Regions from separate parts of the Mus musculus genome. Here region 1 is linked to region 2. A link is a loop called in an ENCODE intact Hi-C map of the cell type or tissue named here. Cell type or tissue: left cerebral cortex. All regions are shown on one strand. Each heading gives the region's core, and the rest is flanking DNA. Links, peaks and the distances in the headings are about the cores only.

Region 1 (5,373 bases), core at 221-5,220, 380 kb before region 2:
AAACAAAAAAGAATTATTCATTTATTTTATGTATATGAGTACACTGTAGCTGTCTTCAGACACACCAGAAGAGGGCATCACAACCCATTACAGATGGTTGTGAGCCACCATGTGGTTGCTGGGAATTGAACTCAGGACCTCTGGAAGAGCAGTCAGTGCTCTTAACCACTGAGCCATCTCTCCAGCCCCTTTTATTTTGTTTTATTTTATTTTTATTTTTTAAATTAAAAAAATTAATTATTTTACTTTAAAAATTTTTTTGCTCTGTTCTTTATCTGCATCTCGATTTGTTATCTATGCAGTTTTTACATGATTACTGAGAGACTGAGTTGGGATGGAGGTCAGTGTAGAGTGTTTCCTTGGCATGCTAGAGGCCCTGGCTTTCCTCTCCAGCATCCTTCCCATGGCAGCACACCTGGCAGATGAACCCAGGACTTTTGTTTGTTTGTTTGATAACTGAATAAATAACACTCGCAGCTAGTACTTACCTAACTTTTGTTTTGCACCATCTGATACTCTAAGCACTTCACAGGTCTCTATCAAATTTAACCTCATGCCACAATATGTGACGGTTTATGGCTATAATCCCTGTACTTGGGAGGCTGAGGCAGGAGGATTGCTGCATGTTTGATGCCAGCCTGCACTACATAGTGAGTTCTAGGCCAGTGTGGAGCGAGGGGCCAGCCTCATCGCTCCTGGCTTGTGTACCTATTCCTCTCAGAAACCTCCCATACAGGGTGTGGCAGACACAAGAAGAAACAAGATCTCTGCTAACTTCCCAGCGTTCCTTCTTCTCTTTCCTGGGACGCTTGCTCAAGGGAAGGACAAGTCCCAGCACAGACCTGCTAGCCTTAGCACTGTGTGGGTCCTGTGGGTCACAGCTGTGGTGGGGAGCAAGGTAGGGGCAGGAGATGGAGGGGACCTGGACCAGTGCAGAGCTGACTGACTCCTGAGAGGGGCAGGGCTTTATCCCACAGAGTCTTTTTTTTTTTTTTCTTTTTTTTTCTGATCTCTGACCCCTCACTTCCATCTCCAGAGTTCACTGTCATCTCCAAGCCAAAGGGAGCCAACCTTGGAAGCTCCCTGCTCTGACCTTTTGCTGGCTGAAGGCCGAATGCTAAGACTGACCTCAAGATGAGGCAGCAGTCTGTATGCTGATCTCTGCTCCAGTGTCAATGCACAGGCCTCTCCAGGAATGAGAGTCTACATTTACAACTTGGTGAGGTGGGACCTAGAACACATGGCTTCTAAGGTCACCTCCAGTTTCAGGCAGGTGGTGTGACTTGGGAAGTCCCTGGGAGTTTTGACCAATTTACTCCTGGGAGAGTGAATTAGAGGCCGAAGAGGAAGTGTTTGCTTTGTAGTTGGTGCAATGCCAGGGGCTTCACATTCTTTATCTCATTATCTCATTTAATCTCCTACAAAAAATATCTATTCATCTTTTAAAAAGAAGGAGGAGGAGAGGAGAGAAGGAGTGGATGAGGAAGGAGAAGAAGAGGAACAAGAGAAGGAGGAGTAGGGGAGAGGGATACAAATATTATTATTTGAATTTAGTCACATGAGGCTGATGGGATCAGGACATGCATTTGGTTTAGTGGTTATTGTACTGGATTGGATGCCATGGCTGTCCCCCAGAACAGAGAGACTTGTCCCAGAGTTGGGGATGGTCATATTAGTGCCTAAGGAGGAAGAAGTCGAGGGGTAAGGAGCACCCTGGGTTGAGTAGTCACTGACAGGGGCTGTGAGTTAGGTCCCCAGTGAAGGAGACTCTGGCTGCAAGTGTCTGACCCTCACAAGTGTCAGAGTACACTGTAGGCTACTGCCTGCAGGGGCAGCCACAGGTTCCTGAGGCACATACCCATGTGGTCCACATGCACAGGCATGCTCTGTCCTCTGCTGTCACAGCCTGCTGTCACAGACACAAACAAGTCTGTTCTTGGCTCACTCTGACAGCAGTTCAACTCTTGGCTTTTTACTTGCTTTTCTTGTTCCTGGTACCACCTACACAGCACAGCCTGTGTGTGTTTGTGTGTGTGTGTGCTCATGAATACATATGTGTATCTGTATGTCCATGTGTGTGATTGTCCATGTATTTGTACACATGCGTGAACACATGTATGTGCATACCTAGTCTGTGTGTATTTTCCTTGGCCTGTGGAATTCTCTGCTAGCCTTTCTTGGGTTCCCACAAATATTTTCATACAGTTTGATAAGCACACACACACACACACACACACACACACACACACACACAACTTCTTGGCTGCTGTTTGCTGGTCTTTCCATCTAGTCCACAGAGTTCTTGGCTCTGGAGAACCTTATCATCTTAAGGGCCTGGGTGTGTTCTCTGTTGTCTCTCTCTCTTGCCTCCTGCCTCCAGATTTCCCAGTGGGCTCAGACTGCTGAGGAGGCTTGTCAGGTCTGGTATTGACCTTGAAATCCCTGTGACTCTTGGGCCACTCTCAAGCCTGACTGCAAGTAGGGCAGGCTCTGTCCCAGAAGTGGCATCCCTAGGAGCAGCTGGACAGGGTATGGCGACGTGGGTGGGGACAGCATGGCTGGAAGGGATTTGTCTGCTTTGGATTCTTTTCTGTGAAATTTTTGTCTCTTTGCCACGATGCTCCATTCATTTCAGCTGATGTCACTGTGGTGTGTGGGAGCGCCTTTGACATCTGTGTAGAGCTGAGGCAGATCCTGACCCAGGCAGCAGGAAACCCTGGTTCTAGTAGTAGAGGAATCCCTGCCTTTTTATTAGATCCTTTAGGCCCTAGAGTTTGGGGCTTGGAACTGAGGGTCCAGAACTATGAAACTTTGAGGGTTGGGGAAATGACTTCCTCTTCCTCTTCCTCTTCCTCTTCCTCTTCCTCTTCCTCTTCCTCTTCTTTGGTTTTTCGAGACAGGGTTTCTCTGTATAGCCCTGGGATTAAGGGTGTGATCCACTGTATTTAGCCGTGAGAAGACTTCTTTTATTCAAATTCGTCTGTCATTCAATTTGCCCTGGTCATTCTGATCAAAACTCTCTCAGTGACTTTCTTGTACACACAGACGTCACACATGTTTATATATTTCCTCCCTTGCATGTAGACAGGGCACTGCCTAGCCCAGCTGGACCCCGGGATGTTTCTGGAGGGGGCTCACCAGTAAGGGACTTACCTGACCTTTCTTGGGGTTGATCGGTTTCCAAACTTCTTCCAGCTTGGACACTCGATGGTGATTAAGTCTTGCTTAGACATGAAGGCAAGCAAACCCACAAAAGCCATGACAATGATGGCAAGGTGAGCCCTGCCCAGTCTCTGCCAGCTACATAGCTACAAGCTCCTGCTTGAGCTTCCTGTAAACACACCTTATTCTGACAAAACAACTCAAACCCACCTACCAACCCTCACCATTCTCCCCTCTCACAAGCTCTTTATCATAGTTTCCTCAGCAGAAGCCTCAGCACCAGGTGCCATATTAGAAATGCAGATTCTTAGGCCAGACATGATAGCGTAAAAGATGGAAAGCTGTGATCCCAGGACTCGGGAGACAGGCAGAAGTTCAAGGCCAGCCAGGACTACGTAGTGAACTGGGGACGGAATGCAGATTTCATGTTCATTACACTAGACTTTCCAGGTTCCGAAGACAAACAGTGAGACTTAAGGGATTTCTTTCAGACCTACTGAGTCAGAATGGTGGGGGTAAGGCCCATTTGAGAGCCAATGGGCTTGGTTGGTACAGTTCTCCGGCTTCTCTTTACAGATGACACCTGACGCCTAGAGAGCAAAGCTCAAGGTTATCATGTGGCATCATGGACAAGCTGCAATGCCAGGTAGCCCACCTGTGATACGGGAGAGGCAAGGCTGGGGTGGGGGTGGGGTTGTCACACACCTCTCTGCTCCCCGAGTCAGTAAGAGAATTCAGCGGTGGGTATGTTTGGAGATGTTTTGCTTCAGTTATGCTGAGGGATACTTCCAGGCCCGGTCATTCAAGGATGGCTGTGCACAAGAGCTCAGTTGGAGTGGAGACTTAGACTGTGACTCCTCATCGAGTCACATATGATACATATGTGTCACATATGATAAGTCTGGCTTCTGGGAAGGGGCACATTTAGGAGAACAGAAGCGTGTTTCAGTACAGTCGGTAAGAGGGTACACTGGGGAACAGCTGGGCACAGGGAGGGACTTAGTCTGAGCACAGTGAAGAGGGGAGTGTTCTTGGGGTACAGTGGTAGTAGAGGCCCTGCTACCAGGCCCACAGAAAAACACGGACTTCTCTCTCATAGAGCCAGGAAACATTTAACATCTCCAGTTAATTAGCCAGTGCCGGCTAGGGATGAGGGAGGAGAGGGTAGCTTGGAGCCAGGAGGCTTTGAAAAGGAAGGCTGCTCCCTGACAAAGCCAAAGCCTGCCTGCAAGGTTTCAAAGGCAGCTTCTGAGCAGCCTCTGCGTTTCATGTTCATTACCCCAGCACTTCCCAGGTTCCAAAGACAAACAGTGGGATTTCGGGGGTTTCTTTCCTTTTTAGAGTCATTACATTCTGAGCCGGGCTTTCACCTGGGGAGGAGGCTCAGCAGCTGAGCAGCTTGCCCTTCCCAATTCCCCAGCCTCTTGGTACCCTGCAAGCTTCCAGCCCCTGCCCTACCTGCTACTCCATAGCTCCACGGGGTTCCTGCCTCCAGGCTGGGTGAACAGATGCCTCTGGCCAGCTGTGAGTGAATGATGTGAGAGAGATACAGTCCTAGTTCTGCTGGATCCCAAGCTCTCTGAGGGCAGGATCCGGCATCCTTCTGCATTTAAATCCCACTGCTTGTTGATGGTCAGCAAATGGGAGCATGGATGGAAGGATGAATGAATGTGCCCATCATCTGCTTCCTGATCATATCCTGCTCTTCCCAGCTCTGGTTTGTATGACCCAAGGAAGCTTCACTCCCCAGACTCTCTTACCTTCTGGCTTCTGGATGAGTCCAGTCAGTTAAAGGCACTGGAAGAAGGTGGGTAGAGAGAGAAGCCTAGATCTTTGTCTCCATGGGGCTGTATTTCTACAGCATCTGCCTCTCCTCCTTGGCTTCTGCCAATAAGCCCCTCCTCTCATATTCCAGTTCTCCCTGGTTGACTACAGTGGCTCCATGTTCTTCCTGGTCATCTCTGTGTTGAGCTCTACTTACAACATTCCCCAGTTCCAGCCCCAGGAAGGAAACAGTTTTCTATGTGGCTAATATGGGCTCCCTACCTCTCTGTCATCAGACAGAATTGAGTCCACCAATTAAATCCATCTGCTTGAAATGCTTTGAGTGGTTTCTGATTTGTCAGTGGCCTTGGGGGTGGGGTAAATAAGTATACATGCTGTGTGACCCCTTCAGAAACAGATTGTACGTGAACTTTCAGCTTTGAGTGG
Region 2 (5,373 bases), core at 160-5,159:
GTGGACCCAGGGTCTAAAGGCTTGGGCTGAGACAAGGACATTAGCAGGAAGCATCTAGAGTGGAGATGACATCACACACGCTCAGCAAGAAGGGCTCAAGGAAGGTGGATGGGATCGTATTAGTCTAAGCAGGATAAAATGTGTAAATTAATTACCCCGACCACCCATGCGTGCATGTAGCGGCCAGCCCTGCACTCTGGAAGGAGCTTGGTCTATGTCCCTCCTGCTACCAGACACAGCTCGGGGGACCCGTGGCTACACGCCCATGGGGAAAGGAAGGGCCCAGGCTCAGCCTGGCCACAGTGTGCACAGTCAAGCAACATCAAAGATTAGCAGGCCTTTGCCTACACGGGAAAGTTCAGTTTCCAAACCGTCACCACAAGAACAGTAGTCAGGGAAGGGGAGGACAGGGCCACCCTTGCCCTATTCATTTAGCGCCTGTCCGCCCCTGTAAACAAAGTGCCAGGCACTCTGTGGACCAGCCCTTGCTTCATCCTTACAATTTGGCACAGTATTACTCCCATTCTGCAGACAAGAAAACTGAGGATCAGAAAGGAAACAAACAACGTATCCTTTTCTTTTGCAACAACATGCAGGCATAAGGGAGGGGTGATCTCTATATAATATCCTCACTAGCCCTTGACAGTTGAGGCAAAGTGTCCCTCACCTGTGTTGGCATGCTTTGCAGCCGGGACCTGCTGCCCTACTTGCCTGTCCTGAACACCAGAGCTTTGCCCACAGCTACTTCCTGCTCAGCATGGGTCTGCTTCCCTGACTGCGTGTCCTTCCATCTCCACAATGAGGCTTCTAGATGACGTCTCTGCAACCATTCTGGTCTATGAGGATCTCTGTTTTGGTGTGTGCTGAATCTCCTCTTAAATGCTCTGCACAGCTTCCGTGGAGACAGCCACTATACCACACCACATCAGCTCACCTCCCCCCCCCCCCCGGAAAAGCTAGACTTAGGTCACCTCCACCTTGCAGGCTCCCGCCCTTCCACCCACCCCCCCCCATACTTACCTCTTGCCATGGCTCCAATAATGTCACCCCTTGGTGCCTGGCGAGGATTGATAACAGTACCCAACCCCCGTGATCCACAGACACACAAGTTACGTGTGTAAAATGCTGTGGAATTTGCATATATCCCACACACATCCTCCTGTACATCTCAAAACTTCCCAATTACCTATATCTGATACTGTGTAAATGCCATGTAAATAAGTGTATTATTTAGAGAATAATGACAAAGGATTAAAAAAAAGTCTCCATGTTCCATACAGCTGCCATTTTTTTCCATAACATTTTTTAATCTGCCTTTCGGTGAATCTGCCAATCTGGAACCTCAGCTGCAGACAGCATGGGGGCATGGCGGGGCAGTGGGCAGGCTACAACGATGAATGAATGGAGTTTTATTCTCTGGTCTTGTGTCTTCCCCCAATCCTGTCACTTCAGTGTGACCCCTGTATCTCTGTCTCAGTTGGGCCCAGGAAATAAACACATCTGGTTGAGCTTGCACCTCTTAGCCATTGTAGACACGGCCCTCACCCCAATGTCATTAGAGTCCTATTGAACACAAGCTCCCCTAGCCAGGCCTCCCACTACCAGATCAGCCTCCTGAAGGTAGGTCATTGTCAATAATGAGGCTTGCGGCCCATCAAGGTCTTCAGGTAGTGATGAGACAACCTTAAAGAAATGCAAGGCTCTACCAAGGACTGACAGCCCACCAGGGAAACAAAACACTGTGGCCGATTGATATTTATGTATTGATGACCATGAGCCTAGCAAAAGGTCTCCCTGCCCCTCCCTGCCCCTCTCTGCCCCCTCCCTACCCTCTTCCTCCCCCTCTCTGCCTCCTTCCCTTCCCTAGAGTCCTATCCATCCTCATGAATCTCAGGGACTCTGGAAATATTTTCATCACCCTAGGGAGAGTTGAGCTCACTTACCCCTGTAGACTCCTCATCTACCGGCCCCCAAGGGACTGGCTCACACCCCCATCTTCTCTCCCTTAGCCTCTTCTGAGCCTCAGCCTTGGCAAGGTGATGGATTCCGAACCAGCAGTTGGCACATTCACCAAGTAATTAGTGTTTATCCTCCTTGTTTATGTGGCTGAACAACAGCTCGTTCTCAAACTTAATAGTCAATACTCAGAAAGACAAAACTGCCTTGGTCACTCTTGGGAGATGGCTTGAAGATGTGATGAGAGAACAGAGATGGGCGGGGGGCTGCAGAAAGGAGCCTGGTATTCCCACAGCCCCACTGCAGAGCCCACAGATATGTGTCATGCACTGGTGGGTCAAGGGACAAGTCCTTCTCTCCTGCTCAGTCCAGGGGTTTACCCTTCACCACAATGCTTCCTAGCCCGGGACAAGAAGATCTGTTTAATGATGAGGGTGTTGGGGGTGCAGCCTGGCCCCCTGCCTCCCCTGCCTCCCCTGCCTAGGCAGATGAGTACTTTTTGTGCCCATTAATGATGGTGAAATGCTGCCACCTGCTGGTCAGTTCTAGAATTCCGGGAGCCTGAGTCCTGTGCCCATCACCAAATGCAGGCTCTAAAAAAGAAAGAGCAAGTGCCCTAGCACAGGCCTGTAGTCCTATCATGTGACATTCAGATTAAGAGTTCAAGGTAATTCTTAGCTACGTAGTGATTTTGAGGCCAGATTGGGCTACAAGAGAGTCTCCAAAAAAATAAAGTGTTCTACCAAACCCATACACTATTGTGGATGCCAAGAAGTGCATGCTGAAAGGAGCCTGATATGGCTGTCTCCTGAGAGGCCCTGCCAGAGCCTTACAAATACAGAGGCAGATGCTCACAGCCAACCATTGGACTGAGTGCGGGATCCCCAAAAGAGGAGTTAGAGAAATGACTGAAAGAGTTGAAGGGGTTTGCAACCCCATAGGAAGAAGAACAGTATCAACCAACCAGACCCCCTGGAGCTCCCAGGGACTAAGCCATCAACAAAGGAGTACACATGGCTCCAGCTGCATATGTTACAGAAGATGGCCTTATCATGCATCAATGGGAGGAGAGGTCTTTGGTCCTATGAAGGCTCGACAGATGCCCCAGTGTAGAGGAACTAAGGGCAGGGAGATGGGAGTGGGTGGATGGGTGGAGGAACACCCTCATAGAAGCAGGGGGAGGGAGGATGGGAGAGGGGGTCTCTGGGAAGAAGGGGAACTGGGAAAGGGGATAACATTTGAAATGTAAATAAAGAAAATACCCAATTAAAAAATAAAGTGTTCTGAAATATGAGAGTGTATAAAAATGGAAGAATATATACTAACAACAGCAACAATGCTGAGAAGGGTAAACTCGAGAGTCTGACCATGTTGTCATCATTGTTCACTGCTGTTGCTTTGATGATTATGATAAAATCACAGTCTCTCAATTATTGATCACTCACCAGAATAATCTTTACAGACTGGGATTCAGAACTCATTGTCATCTCTTAAAAGTTCTTCCAATGATGTACAGATAGGTGGGACAATGTGCCCAAGACCATGGAATTGGTATATGGAACAACCTGGACCCCAGCCCAGGCTGAGTGCTCTGACTATGCCCCCTCACCTGGTTCCTCAAATGCAGAGAATGAAGCCCCAACACATCAGTGCACATCTTCCTAGATCCCCTTTGTGTCTGATGTGTCTTCTCTTTGTGTTTGTGCTTCTCTTCAGGTGACTGTTTCTGAGCCCCCCCCCACCCCCCTCCGCAAGCATGCCCATGTGTGGGAATCAATGTTCTAGGACATAATGGCACTGTTCCTAGGGTCCTGGATGCCCAGAGCAGACCCCAAAGCTTGCAAGGCCCCAGCCTTCTCTTCTGAATGAAAGGGTCTCTTCTGGGTTGAGGCCCTGAGTCAGGTCTAAAGGAAAGAAAGGGCAGTTTTGGGCTGGGGAAAGAGCCCAGGGATGGGAATCGCTGCCCGGATCCCAGCCTAGCCTCCACTCCAGTCCCTGCCGGTGGGCCAGGCACACTTCCCAGTCCCTGCCGGTGGGCCAGGCACACTTCCCAGTCCCATCTGACCCTCTTCGCTGTGACAACTGAGAATAGACCCTAGTAAGGATCCAATGGGGACACTGGGAAAGGCTGGACCCAGAGAGAGTGAATGGCTTGTCCAGTTCCAAAGAGATCACAGGGCCAGGGTGAGAAGTTAGCTCACAGCTGCCCAGCTGGGGCTTCCTGCTGTACCCCAGGATAGCCCACATCTTGTCTGCTAACAGGCACCTGTGTCACCCAGAACCTCCTATAACCCAGACCTTTGCTCTGGGTCCGAGATGAACCCAAAGTGACCAGAGCTCTGCTTCTTCTGTTCTCTCCCTCCCTCTGGGAGAGACACTTCCTGTGTCCTGGGGCTGGCAACCAGTCTCTCAGAGGGAGGTGGCCTGGGAGCTGGGAGAGGAGGTTCTGTGGTTACTTTATAGTCACAGCTGTGGAAATGGTGGCAGTGGGGGGATTGTTGGGGCGGGGGATGTGCTCAGTGACGTTGCCACCTGGGTCCCTTGCCTTACTTCCGTGATGTAGGTGACAGTGGATAGGCAGTGGTCCAGCTGCCCCACCCCCATGACTTTTCCCCTGGAGAACTCTGGCTCCTATCCCATTCCCTCCTTTGCAGTGGAAGTGGGAACAGGAGCCCCCAAGACAGGGAGCTTCTAGGGCTGAGAGCATTGTTCCTAGAGTCTGGACATCTCAGCTCCAAAGCACAGGTTCTAGAAAAGGACAATGGACTTCGTAGCATTAAGTGCCCAACTGCTAGGCACTCCTTGGGGGCTGTTTGTTAGGGAAAACAGCAGCAAGATTGTGGCCTAGGAAGCTTCAGCCAAGTATAGGAAACTCTGTCTTCACTCTCGCAGGTGACTACCAAGGACATCAGAGCAAGACGACAGGTCCTTAGCAGTGCTGAGGGCTCTTCACAGGAGCCTATGACCCCTGCCTCTCTTGAGCCTTTTGAGTTCTCCCCCCTTATCCTTTGTTTCTCCCCCTTTTTCTGGTTCCCAGGGGCCTCTCTTGGGAGGCCTGGCTATTGAGATCTGAAAGCTCCCCTGAACCCATAGGCAGAGGGATGGGGGCGGTGTATTGCTGCTCCAGGGACATGAGCTGAAGCTGATTTAGATTCTTTTCACAGTGTGCAGTGTGTGGTGTGGAGGATGCCCCCCTCCCCGTCAGCATTTTGACAGCCTGGGGTAGGAGGGAGAGAAAGGACCATGAGACCAAAGATGTGAGAGCTTGTCAAGTTTGTACTCTCTCTATCATACCATGCTTCTGTCTGCTTTGATTACCTCTTCCAGGAAGTCCTCCCTGACTGTCCCATAGGCTCCTCTGGGATCCTAGGGATTTGGATGGTGTCACCCTCTTCCTCTGTACCCCAAGCCTAGAAT

What was found. Hi-C counts contacts between places; a loop is a spot of excess contacts. Peaks named below come from ENCODE experiments on the same cell type or tissue, not always from the same donor. Only the 100,000 strongest peaks of a DNase experiment are listed, where the experiment ranks them.
Region 1: a loop joins it to region 2, with 3 times the contacts of the local background. A loop is called at or near these places in 4 of 42 quality-filtered maps.

What each region holds. Positions count from the first base shown.
Region 1 is chr9:43,716,729-43,722,101 of GRCm38, reverse strand. Gm30015 (a long non-coding RNA gene) reads left to right here. Exons shown (of 4, transcript XR_870681.3): 3 at 3,739-3,808; 4 at 5,078-5,261. Among named protein-coding and RNA genes, the nearest start is that of Gm30015, 19 kb to the left of the region's middle. In left cerebral cortex, for the core only: no CTCF peak of the experiment used is centred there; a DNase peak (open chromatin) is centred at 2,601.
Region 2 is chr9:43,336,866-43,342,238 of GRCm38, reverse strand. No RefSeq gene overlaps it. Among named protein-coding and RNA genes, the nearest start is that of Gm36799, 18 kb to the left of the region's middle. In left cerebral cortex, for the core only: a CTCF peak has its summit at 2,500 (motif pointing left); DNase peaks (open chromatin) are centred at 2,148 and 2,494.